Regions from separate parts of the Homo sapiens genome. Here region 2 is linked to region 1. The links are chromatin contacts, found by Hi-C or POLR2A ChIA-PET in ENCODE. All regions are on one chromosome and are shown on one strand. Each heading gives the region's core, a stretch centred on a gene start or an enhancer-like site at or near the end of the contact. The rest is flanking DNA. Distances are from core to core; before and after follow the strand shown. Region 1 holds the start of FCRL6 (Fc receptor like 6). Region 2 holds the start of SNHG28 (small nucleolar RNA host gene 28).

Region 1 (7,420 bases), core at 375-2,874:
TCAGACAATCTAGGGCAAGAAAACTTAGAAAATTCTCTCTGTCCATTCCTGGCCTCAGCAATAGGCACATCAAATTCCATCAGACTATGTAGAACTTCTCACTTAAAGATTTCCAGGAAGAACTTTACTGTCAGAAAATGCTTAGCCAGGCATGGTGGTGCATGCCTGTAATCCCAGCTACATGGGAGGCTGAGGCAGGAAAATCACTTGAACCTGGGAGGCGGAGGTTGCAGTGAGCCAAGATTACACTCCAGCCTGGGCAACAGAGCAAGACTCCTTCTCAATAAAAAAAAGAAAAAAGAAAGAAAAGAAACAAGAAAATGAAAATGCTTCCTAGTATTTTGCCTGACTCTGTGTTTCACCGTGAACTCCCATGTTCTGTCCACAGAGGAGATGAGAATGTGTGACCTCTTTTTCTGTTGAGGGAACATTGAATAATTTCCAGTTTTTATCTATTACAAATGATGCTGCTATGAGCACTCTTGTATATGTTTTTTCAGGCTTATATGTATACATTTCTGTTTGACATTTACCCAGGAGTGAAAATGCTGAGCCATCAGGGATCCCTGTGTTTAGTTTTGGTAGATTCTGCCAAGCCATTTTCTAGTGACTGTACCAATTTATATTCCCACTAGTGGTGTACAAGAGTTCTAGTTTCTTCACATCCTCACCAATACTCAGTAGAGGATTGCATGGGGAGGGTCACGGGCTCCCCCAGACCCAGCTCAGTCTCAGCTGGTATCACTCCCTTATTCTTATGGAAGGTGTAGTGGTATCTTATTATGGTTTAAATTTGCATTTCCACGGTGATTTATGATGTCTAGCTCCTTTTGCTATGTTGATTTGACACGTGGATATCTGCTTCTGTGAAGTACCTATCCAATTATTTTTGCCCATTTTTCTAGTATGTTGTCTGTCCTTTTCTTACTGACTTGCAGAAATTCTTATATTTCTTCTGTGGGCCCTTTGTCAGCTACATGTATTTAAACTATCTCATCACACCACAGCTTGCCTGTTCCTTCTCTTAATGGTGTCTTTTAAGGAATAGTTCTCAAAATCATACTGACAGTCTTAAAAGCCTCAGATGCCGAAGCTCCATCTGTGTTCTACTCCAGACTCATCGATGTCTGATTCCCTCCTGAACTGAGGATCCTGTGAAGCATCCTCAGGGCTCCACTTCTCCATCGCATTGCAGCATCCACACACATTTACCTCTGGAGACAGGAGCTCCTTGGAAGCTGGGAGGTCACTCGGTGGTCAAGGGGTAGATGATCTTAGTTTTACAGTGCTGCGCTGTCTCCCAGGCTGAATGACGCTGAAGCCAAGCAAATTCGGGCAGTCTCTGGACCTTTCTAATGGAGGTGTCCCATAACCATGTTCCATCCTAGTTCCCTGGCATAGGCTTGTTGAAGCTGCAGAAAATGTCAGGGATTTATTAGTGATTTACCGACTCCTTCATACTTAGTGTTCAGGAAAATTTATTCATGTAATACTTCTTCAACCAAAGAGGAAATATCAATTAGAGCTTTGTAAGTTTCTTTTCCACTTCCTATTTTGGCTATCAAGCTATAGCACCACCCAGCTCAGGCCACCCACCCACCTTCGGTCCTGAGGCCTGGTTGCTCTCTGCCGGCTTCGCCCTGACCTGTTTCTGACCTGTGTTCCCTCCGCTGTGCCAGAACAGGCCCCATGCTGCTCTGGACGGCTGTGCTGCTCTTTGGTAAGTCAACGAGCATGGGCATCCCCTCTTGGAGCACTAAGGACCGTAAGTCATCCCTGAGACACCAAGTTCCTCATCTTACCTTTCCCAATTCCAGTGGGTTTGTGGCTGGAGCTCAAGACAGGTGTGTGCACCTGGGCATGCTTGGGAGAGATGGGCACTGGGGTAGGAGAAACTCCTCAGTGTTTCCTACCCCGTAGTCCTGGGTCCTTGGCAGCGCAGCCCTTTGATATGTCAGAGATAAATTAGGGAGGCAGAAAATCACATTACAAAGTCCCCTAACTTCCCAATGACATTTCTACCTTGTGACATCAGGTTAAAATACTAATCAGAGCTGTCTCAAAAGGAAATGGAGGTTGCAGGAGGGAAGGAGGCTGCTGGGGGCAACAGGGAAGGAGTCAGGGAAATGAGGGGAAACAGTCCCAGGCATTTTGCTCAGCAATGGGAGGTGGAATTTTACAGGGTGACATATTTTTATGGAGCCTCAGCATTTTCTTAGAACCAGGTAACAATGGCCAGACCTCTCACCTGGTTGAAAGGCCTGTGCTCTGAGTAACCAAAGCCCTTTTCAAATTGACTGTCTCTCTTCCGCCTACATCTTCTCTCTGTTGGGAGCTGTTTCAGATCCATGGGGCTGGTTTGAAGAATCAACTCCATTGTCTGATCCATGTCTCTCTCTCTCTTCTCTCCATTTCTTCTCATGCAGGCTACTTGTAACTAAGAGAGCTGGTCTAAGGGTAGAGGATTGCACGCAGAGGGTCACTGGGCTCCCCCAGACCCAGCTCAGTCTCAGCCAGTGTCACCCCCCTTATACCTAAAAGAAATAATTTGGCATATATTTTGTTTCACTTTACAGTTTCCAAGTGGACCTACTTTTTGTTTAATTCTTGGTCCCAATAGCTTGCTTGCTATTTGTATTCCTTGAACTAGAAAAGCAAAACTGTTCCTAAATATAACCTCTTCCTGGACAGAGTTTGTGAGAATTTGACCCTGTGAGGAAAATGCCCCTTCCACTCAATGTTCCTTCTCCAGCATAGCATGCTACTCGTGTGTTCTATGAATGGCCATTTGGACAAATGAAAAGGTCTAATGCTCACACTGAGGCGGGGACAGGATAGCCTAATGCCTGGATATACTCCAGGCAGAAGACTCCCAGGGGCAAATGGCACTACCGGCACTACCTTGTAAAAGGAACAGCCCTTGGACTTGTCTAGATACAGTCTGAGAGTGTTCCAGCTTGGAACCCAGGACGAGGATGACAGACAGCAAATGAGGAGAGGAAGGGAATCAGTGACCGGCTGACTGGTGCACAGTGTAATGGAGAATCCAGCACCAGCAAATTTGGTCCCACTTGATGCTCAGGGACCCTGGAAAAACAGCCTAAAACACAGACACTGGGGCTGGGTGTGTAGCAACATTTATCTTACCATAAGTGTAGAGCTGCTATTTCCTCTCTCAAGAGCAGGGTGTGGTCATAATAAATTGGTGGCTATTACTATTATTGGCTGTCAGGGCTCCGGGAGGAAAGGAATCCTGACATTGAGCATGTGGGGACCTGGCTGAATGTGAAATATGTATTTAAAGTTTGGGAAATTAGGCTTAATTTTCTTCTGAGCTGAACATTAGCCAACTTCCCTCCTACCACTGGAGGCTGCTCCCCGCATTCTCACACAGCGTCCATAGGAGGTGTCATGGGGTCCCATACAGCCCTCCCAGCAATGTGACTGCTGCAGCTTGGCACTGCAGCCTGTTCCACAGTGCTAGAGCTCAGTGGTGAGAGAGTTCTTCATGTTGAGCCGAAATCTGCCTCCATGATCCCTCTAGTTTCCATTTCTGTCCTATAAAGTAACTCAGAATAAGTCTCCCCCTTCTTTTAAGCTTAGCCCACCAAGTATTTTGTGTCTTTCCTCTGTTGCATCTTTCCCAGATAAATATCTCCCGATCCCTCAGAAACTTTAAGAGGAAATTATCCTGCTCCTAGAGTTGGCAGGGGCTCCTGCCTTCATTTTTCGGAATTCTATTACGCAACTTGGTTTGACCATAGCTCTTGGCCACTTCATGATACTGTCACCTCATCTTCAGCCTATAGCTAATGGAGGTCCCTGGGCCCTCATTGCAGGAACTGCTGTAAGCAGGTGTCACCCCCTGTGTATGTTCCCAGTTGGCTGCTGTTTTGATTGCAGAAACCAATTTTGTAATCCCACCTCCAAGATCTTGCAGTACCATGGGGAGCAAGTCATTGAGATTTGGGGACAGGAGCTCATTTTAAGTGCATCTATGCTTCCTGAGTGCCTTCTGTCTTGTTTTTGGCTTCAGTAGTCTCAACCCTGTTTGTTTAGCACTTTGTAGCTGCACAATTGTTTTCCAGTGAGGTGGGGAAGGGAAGGAAGACATAACTACAGAGTAAGGTCTCTGTCACTCTGAGGTCAGGCCTTCTTTCTGCTTTCAGTTAATGTAGTAACCACTTTCCCAGGCAGTGGGTCAACATAACCTTCACAACTACACTGTAAGAAAAAAATGACTATTATCATTTCTATTATGTGATATGACAGAATGAGATATTGAAGGCTCTTGGAACTTAGACAACTTGTTCAAGGTCGTACAGAAAGAGGCAAATTCATGACTCAAGTCCAGGTCATCTGATTCCAAATCCTGCATGCTTTCCACTACACCGAGCTCATAGATGGGGGTTAGGGGTGGAGATGGAGGGATGATAAAGAAGAGACTCATTGTTCTGCACACTCTTGAGAGCATATGACTGAGCTGACCCTGAGCTGAATAGAGAATTGAGCTGAAAGATTCCACCTGTGTCCAAAGTAGTGTAGAAAGCAAAGATGATACCATGTGACAGAGCCAAACATCTGCTCTTAGAGGGTTTTCACCCACCCTTCCCAAGGCCATTCTTGCATTTTTTTTTTGGTGTTATGTAAAATACCTAGGACATGCCAGCAATGCAGGACACAAGTAAATGTATGAGGATTGGCTGGACTGACTGCACTCAGCCCTACATTCATTCATTGTTTCACACCTTGCCCCAAAGTCCAGAAGATTCTTCACTGCTTCATATCCAGCTATGACCTTCAATTTCAGGTCTTCCATTGTTTGGGCTATTCAAACCTATCTAACCATATCTGTCATCATTTTGTGAGTTGGCCCCTCTTCCCAGGTCACCTGTTCTCACACATTCACTCATTTAAAAACATGAATGTAGCACATCCAAGATGCAAGCATGATGTGGGATGCATCCAGTTTGTTTGTAGTTCTCTCATTCATCCATGCTGCCTGATAATGTCTCACATCCTTTAATGATTACTCTTTCAGGGGACTTATCCTCCTCAGTCTGGTCACTTCCATACCCTTTTTGCCAGAGCTCTGTGGAGAGATGGGACCACAAGAATCAGGTCCTGCCCTTGCTATATGGGTTCTCCTGTAGATGTTGGAGGTAGGACCCTCAGGCACATTCGTACAAGAGTCTAGTCCTATGTTTTCTACTTTTTGCTTCCCACCTCGTACAATGGGATGCAAAGGAAAACATTCATGCATTTATTCAGCAGATGCTTACTGAACACAGACTATGTTCCAGGCACAGGTCTTGGGCATAGAAAATATAGCAATGAGTAAAATAAGCAGAGTCCCTGCTACTATGGAGCTTATATTCTAGCCAGAGAGAGAGGTGATAACATGTAGGCAATTTAATGAATAAGATAAATTCAAATAGTGATAAGTGTTTTGAAGATAATACAATGGGGCATTGTTTTAGTGATTGGGGAAAATTCTTTTGATTGGAGTCCCAGGGAAGACCTGTTTGAGAAGGCAACATTTGAACTGTGATAGGGCAAAGAGTTCTAGGGAGTACGTCCAGCACAAACGTTGAGTAGTCAAGTGGCCGGGTGGTTGGGTGGTTGGGTGGTTGGATGGTTGGATGGTTGGGTGGTTGGATGGCTGATGGCTGGGTTGTTTGGTGGTTGAGTGGTTATGTGGTTGGATGGTTGGATGGCTGTGTGGATGGGTGGCTAGGAGGTTTGGTGGCCGGGTGGTTGGTTGAATGGGTGTAAGTCCCCATTGCTGAAGTGACAGGCCTCCTTGTCAGAAAGCTCTTTTTGCTACTTAACCTAATTGTGTTACTTTGTTCTCTTGCAGTTCCCTGTGTTGGGAAAACTGGTAAGTTGTGTCCATGTCTCTTCTAATTCAAAGTATGTCTATGGGCCAAAACTTACTGGATGGGAACAGGACAGTGCCATGGGGTCCCCCAGAAACATCTGCAGAGCAGCACCAGACTAGGCCCCTTCCTCAGGAGTCTTGGCCAGTTCCTAGGAAAAGGAGGAACTTGGAACTCCACTAGTCTAAGGCCAAGGGTAGTCCTAGGGTGACACAAGCCTCAGCAGTGGGACTCTAGGCCTCTATCTTATACCCTTAAAAGTGTCTGTGGCCTCTGTCTTCTCTTCAAGTGGTTCTGGAGCTCTTATATTCTCAACTCAACAAGACTGGGACTCCCTTCCTTCCTTTTATGTTCAGAGAAGCAGCAGGCACCTTTTTCTGCTGATCAGTCTTCCTTCCTTCCTCAGATCCCCTTCCCTCCAGCCCATTCTGTGACACTGACCTCCATGGAGCTTTCTGTCAAACAGGAAAAAATTCTGATCTATGAAATCTTGACCTCCAAGGACATATTCTGTGATTCCAGGGGGAGATAATTCAAACCAATACTTAGTGCTGTTAGAAAAAGCAGTAGTGGAAGCAAGACCTGCTGTTCGGTAATGCGGTGAGCATCGTTACTTCCAGGGTGAGGAGAGTGGGTCCTAAGGATCCAGAAGATCCAGGCAAGAGCAGGATGTGCTGGGGCTCCCTAACTGTTACTCCTCATTAGTCTCAGGCCATCAGGCCTGCTCAGAAGGCTGTCTGGGAATGGGGGTGTCTGGCTTATCAAAGAGATGATACAGGCTGGGGACAGATACAGGCTGGGGACAGATACAGACTGGGGACAGGCTCAGCCTGCCCTGCAGGTGATGGTGGATCCCTGGGAGCTCTTCTCCTGCTCACATCAGTGCACAGAATACATTTTAGGAATAGAGACAGAGAGAACAGATCCCTTCCATAAGAGTGGTGGAAGATGAAACGCCCTGCTGAGGGTAGAGATGGAGGCTGGGCCTAAGGAAGCCCAATGAGGAAGACAGGAGGGAGAGAACTCAGGCTGTGGCACCTCCAACATGCCCCACCAGCTGCTTTCTGGTGGACACAGATGCTGCTATTATCAGAAGTGAAGGCTGCAGAAAGTGTCACATTAGGTAGCCACAGGAGGAGAAGCCAATCTAGGCTGGAGGGAATTGAGTCAGGAGGAATGAGGCAAGACAATGAACAGAATGAATGCAATTAAGCCAAGCTTGGCAAGGCAGACAGGAAAGTGCAATATAAAAGAAGACAAGGAGGGTGGGTGGGAGGAAAGCCAGAGAGAAGACACAGGGAGAGGAAAGAAGGGGAGGGGAAGGGAAAGGAATAAAGAGAAAGAGGGAAGAGGAAGGAGAGAAGAAGGAAAGGAAGGAGGAGTAAAGGAAGTCCAGGTCCTGCCCTTCTCTGGTCGGCATGAAGGACTGGAGACAGTGACACCATACCAGTGCCATCCAAGGGCCTCCATCCCCAGCAGGAGGCCTTAGGCTGGGGGACAGAGGGAGAGAAGTGACTGATGGGACCTGTAGCTCCAGGGCT
Region 2 (7,682 bases), core at 5,183-7,682, 53 kb after region 1:
GAGTGAAGTAGTTTTTGTAACTCTGGAAGGATCATGATTGGGTAATTCCCAAAACTTCCTTGTTCCCAGAGAGGCAAAATAATAATAATTATTATTATTAACCCCTCCCCAGAGTCACCGCAGTCTGACTGGGCCTTGAGTAGCTGAAATGTAATTGAGCAGCATACATGGTAATAGTTACTCAAAGAGGAGCACACAGGCCGGGTGCGGTGCCTCACACCTGTAATCCCAGCACTTTGGCGGGCAGATCACAAGGTCAGGAGATCGAGACCACCCTGCTAACATGGTGAAACCCTGTCTCTACTAAAAATACTAAAAATTAGCTGGGCGTGGTGGCGGGCGCCTGTAGTCCCAGCTACTCGGAAGGCTGAGGCAGGAGAATGGCGTGAACCCAGAAGGCGGAGCTTGCAGTGAGCCGAGATTGCGCCACTGCACTCCAGCCTGGGCGACAGAGCGAGACTCCGTCTCAAAAAAAAGAAAACAAAAGAGGAGCACACAGAAGAAAATTCCGTGGGACTCCATATGACTCATGGTCTTGGGAATTAGGGGCTTAAGAGAAGATGACTAGAGGATGACTTCCTAGAGCCTGGGGAGAGAGTCAGAGAAGGAACTGAAACAATGAGGACTCACAGGCATCTCTTGAATAGATTTCCCATGGCTAGATGCCCTGGGAGACAAATGTAGGCAAATTCTGTGGATGCCAACGCAGGTTTCTGACGGCTATCAAAAGAGTAACCTGGAACCAAGGGGATACAAATTCTCTCAATAATTCTTCAGTGACCTGAGGAACCAGAATTCAGCTCCAGCAAGGCGGGGGAGAGATGGAAAAGGCGGAACTAGGAAGTAGGATGAAGACAATTTATGTAGTATTTAATAGAAGTAGCATAACTTTGTGCTGTTTGCATCTCTCTAGAAAAATAGAGAAAAATCAAGATGTACTTGAGATTTCCATTCTTGAGGCAACACTTGTGTGCCCAGCGTTCTGCTTGCCTGGGGTGACATGGTCCACCTAACTTTCCCAAGCCAGTTGTTAAATGCAGCCATTATTAAAAAGTAAATTACATACATTTATAATTAAATGATATTAAAACAAAGGTGATAAGTACTCAAAACTCACCACTTCCTGATGACTTTACTACAGTTCACTATTACCTAAGCTCTTAAAGTTATTTACTTCCTCCATTGTATCTGTATCATGGAAATACTATACAATCATGTGCTACTAAACATTTCTCCCAATTCCATGCCAGTCACATCATGTTGGTAGCTTGAATTCAGCCATAGTGGAAGCATTGACATCATGGAAATCAGCAAAGGCTACAAATCAGGGCTTCCCAGTCCCTACCCCACCCTACACCCTACTCCCAAAGCCACTGTTGAACATATGTCACCACAAGTGCTCTCCTCCAGCACTGAACAAGGTTTCATGCAGGAGAAATGAACAAAAAACACCAAGGCATCCCTGAAGCAAAATTGTTCAAACAGAAACTTCCTTCCCTCGTTCTCCTGGGGTGGTAAGTACAGTGACGACTGTGATCTCAGCATTGGATTTAGGAAATCTCTACCTTCCCTGTTGACTCACCCTAACAGGAAGCTGTTCTCAGAGTCTCTATAAAATCTCTCTTGCTGCTCTTTAGTGAGCCTTTCTTGCCAGAGCCTCACTGGTCCCACCCCCCAAATAGAGGCCAAGTCTGATCATGGCTCCCTTGTTCCTGGAATAGGGAAGATTATATCATTCAACAACCTGCACAGCCAACTGGCTGCCTCTGTCCCTCAGCACCTTTCAGGAAGCTAAGCTGGAGGCTCCTCAGACAGGGAGCACCCTCCCCAAGTCATCCTATACCATCCCCTGCCTTAGGGGATATTTTGCCTTAGGGCAAAAATATGCCAGGCACAGTGCCCTGCTGAAGATCTCTTCATCTATGACAAGTCGTCTTATAGGTGCTCATAAATATGACCAAATAAATGAAGGGATGGATGGTTCCTGGAGTTCTCTGCTCTTCTCCTTATTTAACGTCCTTTCCCTATACCTCTTCCCATTCCCAAGAACTCCCCACCTTCCCACCCCCAAGACAGTGGTCTCTGGTTCCTTTTGCCTCATTACTATCTCTCATGTCTCTCAGCACGCTCTATAAAAGCAGAGCTGGCAATGCCATCACCCCTTTGCAAATACCCAAGTCATCTTGAGGGTTTCCTAGTTATGTGTTACTAAGAAGTGTTTAGGGGCTTCCTAAAGACACTTTGAGGCCCATGCACACCCCACACCTCCTGTGGCCCTAGAATAGGAGCAGGAAAAATGAGGAAGACTAGCTTCTCCTCAAGAGAAAAGAGACAAAGAGAGAAGAAAGAGGCTGGGCTCTCAACAAGCAAGCAGCTGGGGAAAGGAAAGTAGAACGAAGTGACCTTGAAGTACTGTGCTCTTCTGAACACCTCCTACCAACTAGACCAGACAAGTGTCCAGTTGTGTCCCTGTTGCAGCCATCCTGTATGGAGTGCAACCACTTTGTCCACTAGAGGCAGCTGAATTAGAAATACAATGCTCTGGGGTCCCTAAGAGTAGAACTTGGATCAAGGGATAAAAGCTATATGGGGACAAAAACCGGGTTCAGAGAAATGTTCTGTTGAATATTGACAGTCAGAGGCCAAGTGGCCTGCCTCGGAAGGTAGTGAGCTGCCATTGGAGGTTGTCAAGAAGACGTTACATACCCTTTGTCAGGAATGCTATAGAAGGAATTCAAATGCCAGAGAAACAGCCTGCTGTCCTGGAATCAAACATGCCTAGATCAAATCCTGAATTATCTTTATTATCTTTGTTGCCTTGGTCAAGATACCTAATCCCTCTGAGCCTCAGTTTATTCATCTGTATAATGGGGATAATACACAACCTCATAGGACTAAAGTAAGGAATAAATAAGACAAAAAATCAAAAAGCACCTAACACTTAATAGGTGCTCAATAAATGCCAATCCCCTTCCCACCAAAAGGGGGAGCTGGGTTAGTTGGCCTTGAAGGTCTTTCTACACCAGAGAGTATGACTCTAAAACACTTCCTGGCTATTAAGAAAGAAGGCATACATCTGAAAGAGATAAAAGAAGTCAAGATTAGGTCAATGAGGGGAAGAGAAAGAAGGATGCTAAGAATGGTCAGGGATCATTTAGAGGTCATCCATGACAGAGCCGTGTTTCCTCTCAACTGACCTTCTAGAATAAAATGGAAAAGTAAGATTGGGGATTTAAAGTCCAGCCTGAGGGGCCTCAGTTTCCCTATCTGTATAGTGAAGGAGTAGGATTTTTTTTAGGTCAGACTTCAGAGTAATCATATTGAACTTTACTTCATAATGCTCAGTAAACACAGCTCATTATAAATCCAGCCAAGGCCTTTCCCAGCAACTCATGCAGCTATATAAAATCACTAATACCTGCAGAGTGCACATCCCTTCCCAAGGACAGGGGGCCTGGGAGAATGAGATGACTAGTTTTATGTGACAATGGATGTGAAACAGCAACAGTATTGACCGACACCGAATTAAGGGGAAAATATGAAGGAAAAAAATCAAAGACAGACAGACAGACAGACAGACACACATACACACACACACACACACACACACACACGCAGCAACCTGCCAAAAGAATAATATTGAGATCCTGGTTTTGATAGAACTAAATATAACATCTTATATTTCCACAAGCAAATTGCCCAACAAATTGAAATGGAAATATTCTAATGTTACTACAGACAGATATAATGTCAACAACTTGCTATTCTCCTCAATAATTCATTATAAACCAATTTAAAGACCTACAGTACATTGAAAACAACCACCAAAATATTCCAGAGTTAAGTGTAAACAAATAATATGAAAGAATCAAGAAGGATGACCAAATAAAATCAAGGCAGGCCAAACAAATGAAACACAAAGTCCAAAAGGATTCTGAGGAAGGTCTAAGCTAAGTTCTAACATCCCTGAAACAAGGGACCAAAGTGGTAAGGTAACACCATCCAAGTTGTAGCATGGAAATGATAGAACCCACACTACTTTTCCTGATACTTGTCTCCTAGCAGACATGAAACTGCTGATTTCAGGAACTTACCCTTTCAAATATATTTTTGCTACCAAAGCACAAATAATCTAACATAAAATGAACTCTTTAAATACAAATAAATTACATATAAAATAAGAAACAGCCCAGACAATTCAGATGTACAAGCACCTACCCTCTGCATCACTATACTGTCCTCATCAGCTCATCAAATACAAAATCATTCACATTCATCAAATACCCAGTTGAACTATGAGGTTCCTTCTTAAATCTTGGGCATTTAGGATGGACCTAACTGTTTTTTTTTAAGTTTAATCTTTCTCAGCACAGGAAATTAATCCAGCCAAGCTTCTCCTATTAATCATTTCTATTCCATATTAGAAATTCTTAAATTATAGGCAAGTGGGCATTGCATTAGCAAAGTAGATTCCAATGCCCAACAGAGATGATGTTGAACAAAGAAGGATTAGTAGAGCTTGTCTACTTGTCTGCATCCCCCTCCTTGCTGTGTGACCACCTGGTCCCTTTATCAACAAAGGAACATCTATAACACTGCCCACTTTACTTACTGTTTGCTTAGCAAATATATCCTTGGAACTTTATCTCAAACATTACTCTTCAATTAAGCACTCCCCATCTCACTAAACAAGAGAGGACGTCTTGCGCCTATTAACAAAAACAGTGCTTATTGATTTCCACTTTTGAACCAAAAATGACTAAAACATCCCCCAAAATACATTGTAAATATCATGACAAGGTGTTTAACAAAACAAGTGCTGGTAAATACTAAATAGCTCAATTAATCCCTATCTAGGAGTGGCTGACTACTTCAGGGTGTAAGAACGTGGAGCTGGATCTCAGAAAGGCCTAGATTCTCACCACAGAATATTCCATCATAAGGCAGTAACTGTAAAATATCTAAAAACTTTTTTTTTCTAGCATAAAGTAATGCTGCCACACTCATTCACTTGGTATTTCTCAAACATCTCCTGCAGAATGGGCTCTGCACAAGTTGACCAACTGCAGACAAATGAAAAAAAAAAAAGAACCACAAAAATAATTGTTCTAAAACACCAGCAGCATCTAGGTGAAGGGATTTACCATACTCTCCGAGTTCCATAATATATGCTATATAAATATTATTCCCCCTCCTTCCTGCACTTCACCCAGCACCCTAGAACTGTGGCACTTAGTTTTTTAATATAAGAGGTTGTAGTCTTATTTTCACATGTCCTTGTTTCTGTCTCACCGGATGCCTGTGCCTTCTGTGCTCCAAGGACTGGTTTCCTTTTAGCTTTCAGCAACATACAAAGACTCCCTAGACCTTCAGAGCACATTATTCTCAATAGAAAATCTTGACATGTGAAAACTTTGAATATTTAGAAATGGCAAGTGTATTGCACTTTGTCGGTTCCTCAGTTTATTTTACGGTCGTAGATATTCTGAGCTAATTCTTTTTGTCTTTGTTTTCCTTTTATCTGCACTTTGTATGTTGTTCAGAGGAGTTGCCCTGGATGGCCCCTTCCAGCTCTGACTGCCAGGGATCTAAGCAGGAGGGAGGAGAGGGGGCGTGGTCGAGGCGAGCGACAGAAGCAACCCTCCCCGGCCCTGGGCAGGGTTCGCCACCCCGTGCCCAACCTCCGTGGAACGCGGACAGCCACTTCGGACTCACGTCTCAATGTTTCTTTATTGTGCTAACACTGCTGCCTCAGAGCTCAGACCTCACACACAGAACAATTCGTCCAGACAGACCCCCACCCACCCGGCCCCCGGGGCCCTCTGCTTAGGCTGGGGACACCAGGCCTCCGGCCTCAGCCGCTCTAGGACACTCAGCCTCCTCCTCCCTCCCTCTCCCCCAAGCCTTCGGTCCCGGGGGTGCGGAGAAGGCTCAGGATCGCCTTCCTCCGCCCTCGCCCGCCCCTTCCCACTTTTGGGGAGGAGGCTCTGCCTCCCTACGCATTTCCTTAGGGAAATGCCTTCACCCCCAGCCGCCTGGCAGCCTGGGGCGAGCGAGGTCGTCCCCAGCCCCGACGTGTCCCCAGCTGCAGACAGAGAGCCCCGCGCCCTCCTCCTGGCTGGGGCGCAGCCCGGCCCGGCGCGCGCGCTCACACCAAGAGGCCGTTCTTGCACTGCACCGGCCCCTCGGCGCAGTCAGCCGGCTCCGCGCTCTTGACCTTGACGTAGACCGGGGAGGGGCCCGCTTCGCAGGCGGCGGCGGCGGTGCAGGGCGCCAGGGCCACGTCCTCGGGGCCGCCGCAGGGGGGAGGCGCGTACTTGCGGCGCAGGGAGCGGCTGACGTTCTGCGTCGGGTACCCCAGGAGGTGGGTGACGCGGCTGCCGCGCCCGCTGGCCTTGCACCCGGGCGCCACGGCGTCCTCTCTGTGGAAAACAACAGGCGGGCGGGTGAGCGGGCTGCTCCGCAGCGGGGCGTGGGCACGGCCTGGGCAGAGCCGGGGGCTCTTGGCAACCTCTTGTCTCCCGCGCCTCCCTCCACCTGCCCTCGTCTCTCTCCCTCGGCCTCGACCTACTGTCCTTTGTGACCCTTCCTGGGTCGGCGACCCTGCAGCGGTCCCGGAGCCAGCATCCCCATCCTCCAGACAGGGCTTGTCCACGCGTATCTGGAGAGCCCTGCAGGCAGCCCCCTCCAGGCCCCTGCAATCCCTTTCTGATGTTTCGCAGGCCCAGAAGAAGGTGCTTTTCCTCTTCTTCTTTCCTTAGCTAATCCTGACCTTGCTCGAGCAATCTCTCTCTTTCTCACCTCCTGCCCCTCAGTCTTCTCCATCTTTCCCTCCATCCCCGAGGCATTGCAATCATTAGCACTACTAGACTTGTTCTATTTTTATTTCTAGTTTGCTTCTAATATAAGTTATTAGCACTATTCTTATTATTAGCTCTTCTTAAATAATAATGTCAGAGTTCTTACCGGCGCAGTACAGGGGAAACGTGAAAAAACATAGGCCCTGCCCTCCAGGAGCTTACAGTCTAGACAAGACAGACAGGTGCGTAGGCAGGAGGGAAATGGAAGGCAGGGAGCAGAGGTGAAGACTGGGGTGGCAGGGGGAGGGGAAAGCCATGAGTTGGGTGGCAGGTCGACATGCCGCAGTCCCAGCACTCCGTGGCGATGGCGGGCAGGGTTGGGGTGGGGGGCCCAGCCGGCCGGTGGCAGGCAGGAGTGAGGTGGGCAGGGCGCCGGTTCCCTGCCGCACAGCAGCATGCAGCATGCATCAGGTTTTACCTGATCTCACTAGCCAAGTCGCCGCAGGCCCCTCCGCCGACCCCGCCGCCGTTGCCGTAGCCGAAGGCACCGCGGGCGCCGCCAGCCCCGGAGCCCCCGCAGCAGCAGCAGACGAGCCCCCAGATGCCTACGGCCAGGCAGCCCAGCGCGAGCAGAGAGCCCAGGACGATGCCGATGATCACGCCTATACGCCGGGAGTCTGTGGAGAGAAGTGGAGGCAGGTCAGGCTTTCTCACAGCCTGGCAGGTGCCTGAGGGAACAGCACCAGGAGGTGCCAGGTCAGGGGTTAATGGGAAAGAGGGAGAGGGACCCAGGGGGTCTCTTAGCCCTGGAACACCCAGTGGGGAAGATATGGGGAGATGCAAGTTAACCCCTCGTGTCAGCATGCTTCTCCCAGGGCTTCC

The links. A loop is a pair of places that touch in the nucleus more often than their neighbours do. ChIA-PET counts read pairs that join two places held with the same protein, here RNA polymerase II (POLR2A). Pooled maps may share reads with other maps.
Region 2: a loop to region 1 is called in a map of ovary, with 10 times the contacts of the local background. The contact joins the promoter of SNHG28 here to the promoter of FCRL6 in region 1. A Hi-C loop is called at or near these places in 16 of 168 maps with a recorded cell type or tissue (CD8-positive, alpha-beta T cell, HCT116, MCF 10A and 13 more) and 18 of 50 pooled maps. POLR2A ChIA-PET finds 5 or more read pairs at or near these places in 5 of 52 experiments (B cell, H1, MCF 10A and 2 more).

What each region holds. Positions count from the first base shown.
Region 1 is chr1:159,800,736-159,808,155 of GRCh38, forward strand. It overlaps FCRL6 (Fc receptor like 6), which reads left to right and starts at 1,625. Exons shown (of 10, transcript NM_001004310.3): 1 at 1,625-1,720; 2 at 5,861-5,881. The coding sequence starts at 1,690. It overlaps LOC105371464 (a long non-coding RNA gene), which reads right to left and starts at 6,295. Exons shown (of 3, transcript XR_922195.2): 1 at 1,803-6,295; 2 at 1,213-1,412.
Region 2 is chr1:159,848,605-159,856,286 of GRCh38, forward strand. SNHG28 (small nucleolar RNA host gene 28) reads right to left here and starts at 6,433. Exons shown (of 5, transcript NR_147125.1): 1 at 6,153-6,433. It overlaps VSIG8 (V-set and immunoglobulin domain containing 8), which reads right to left. Exons shown (of 7, transcript NM_001013661.1): 6 at 7,279-7,477; 7 at 5,712-6,422. The coding sequence ends at 6,149. It overlaps LOC107985216 (a long non-coding RNA gene), which reads left to right and starts at 6,243. Exons shown (of 2, transcript XR_001738263.2): 1 at 6,243-6,364. LOC124900450 (small nucleolar RNA SNORD64) reads right to left here and starts at 3,368; the gene lies at 3,302-3,368. RefSeq lists a silencer at 6,046-6,455.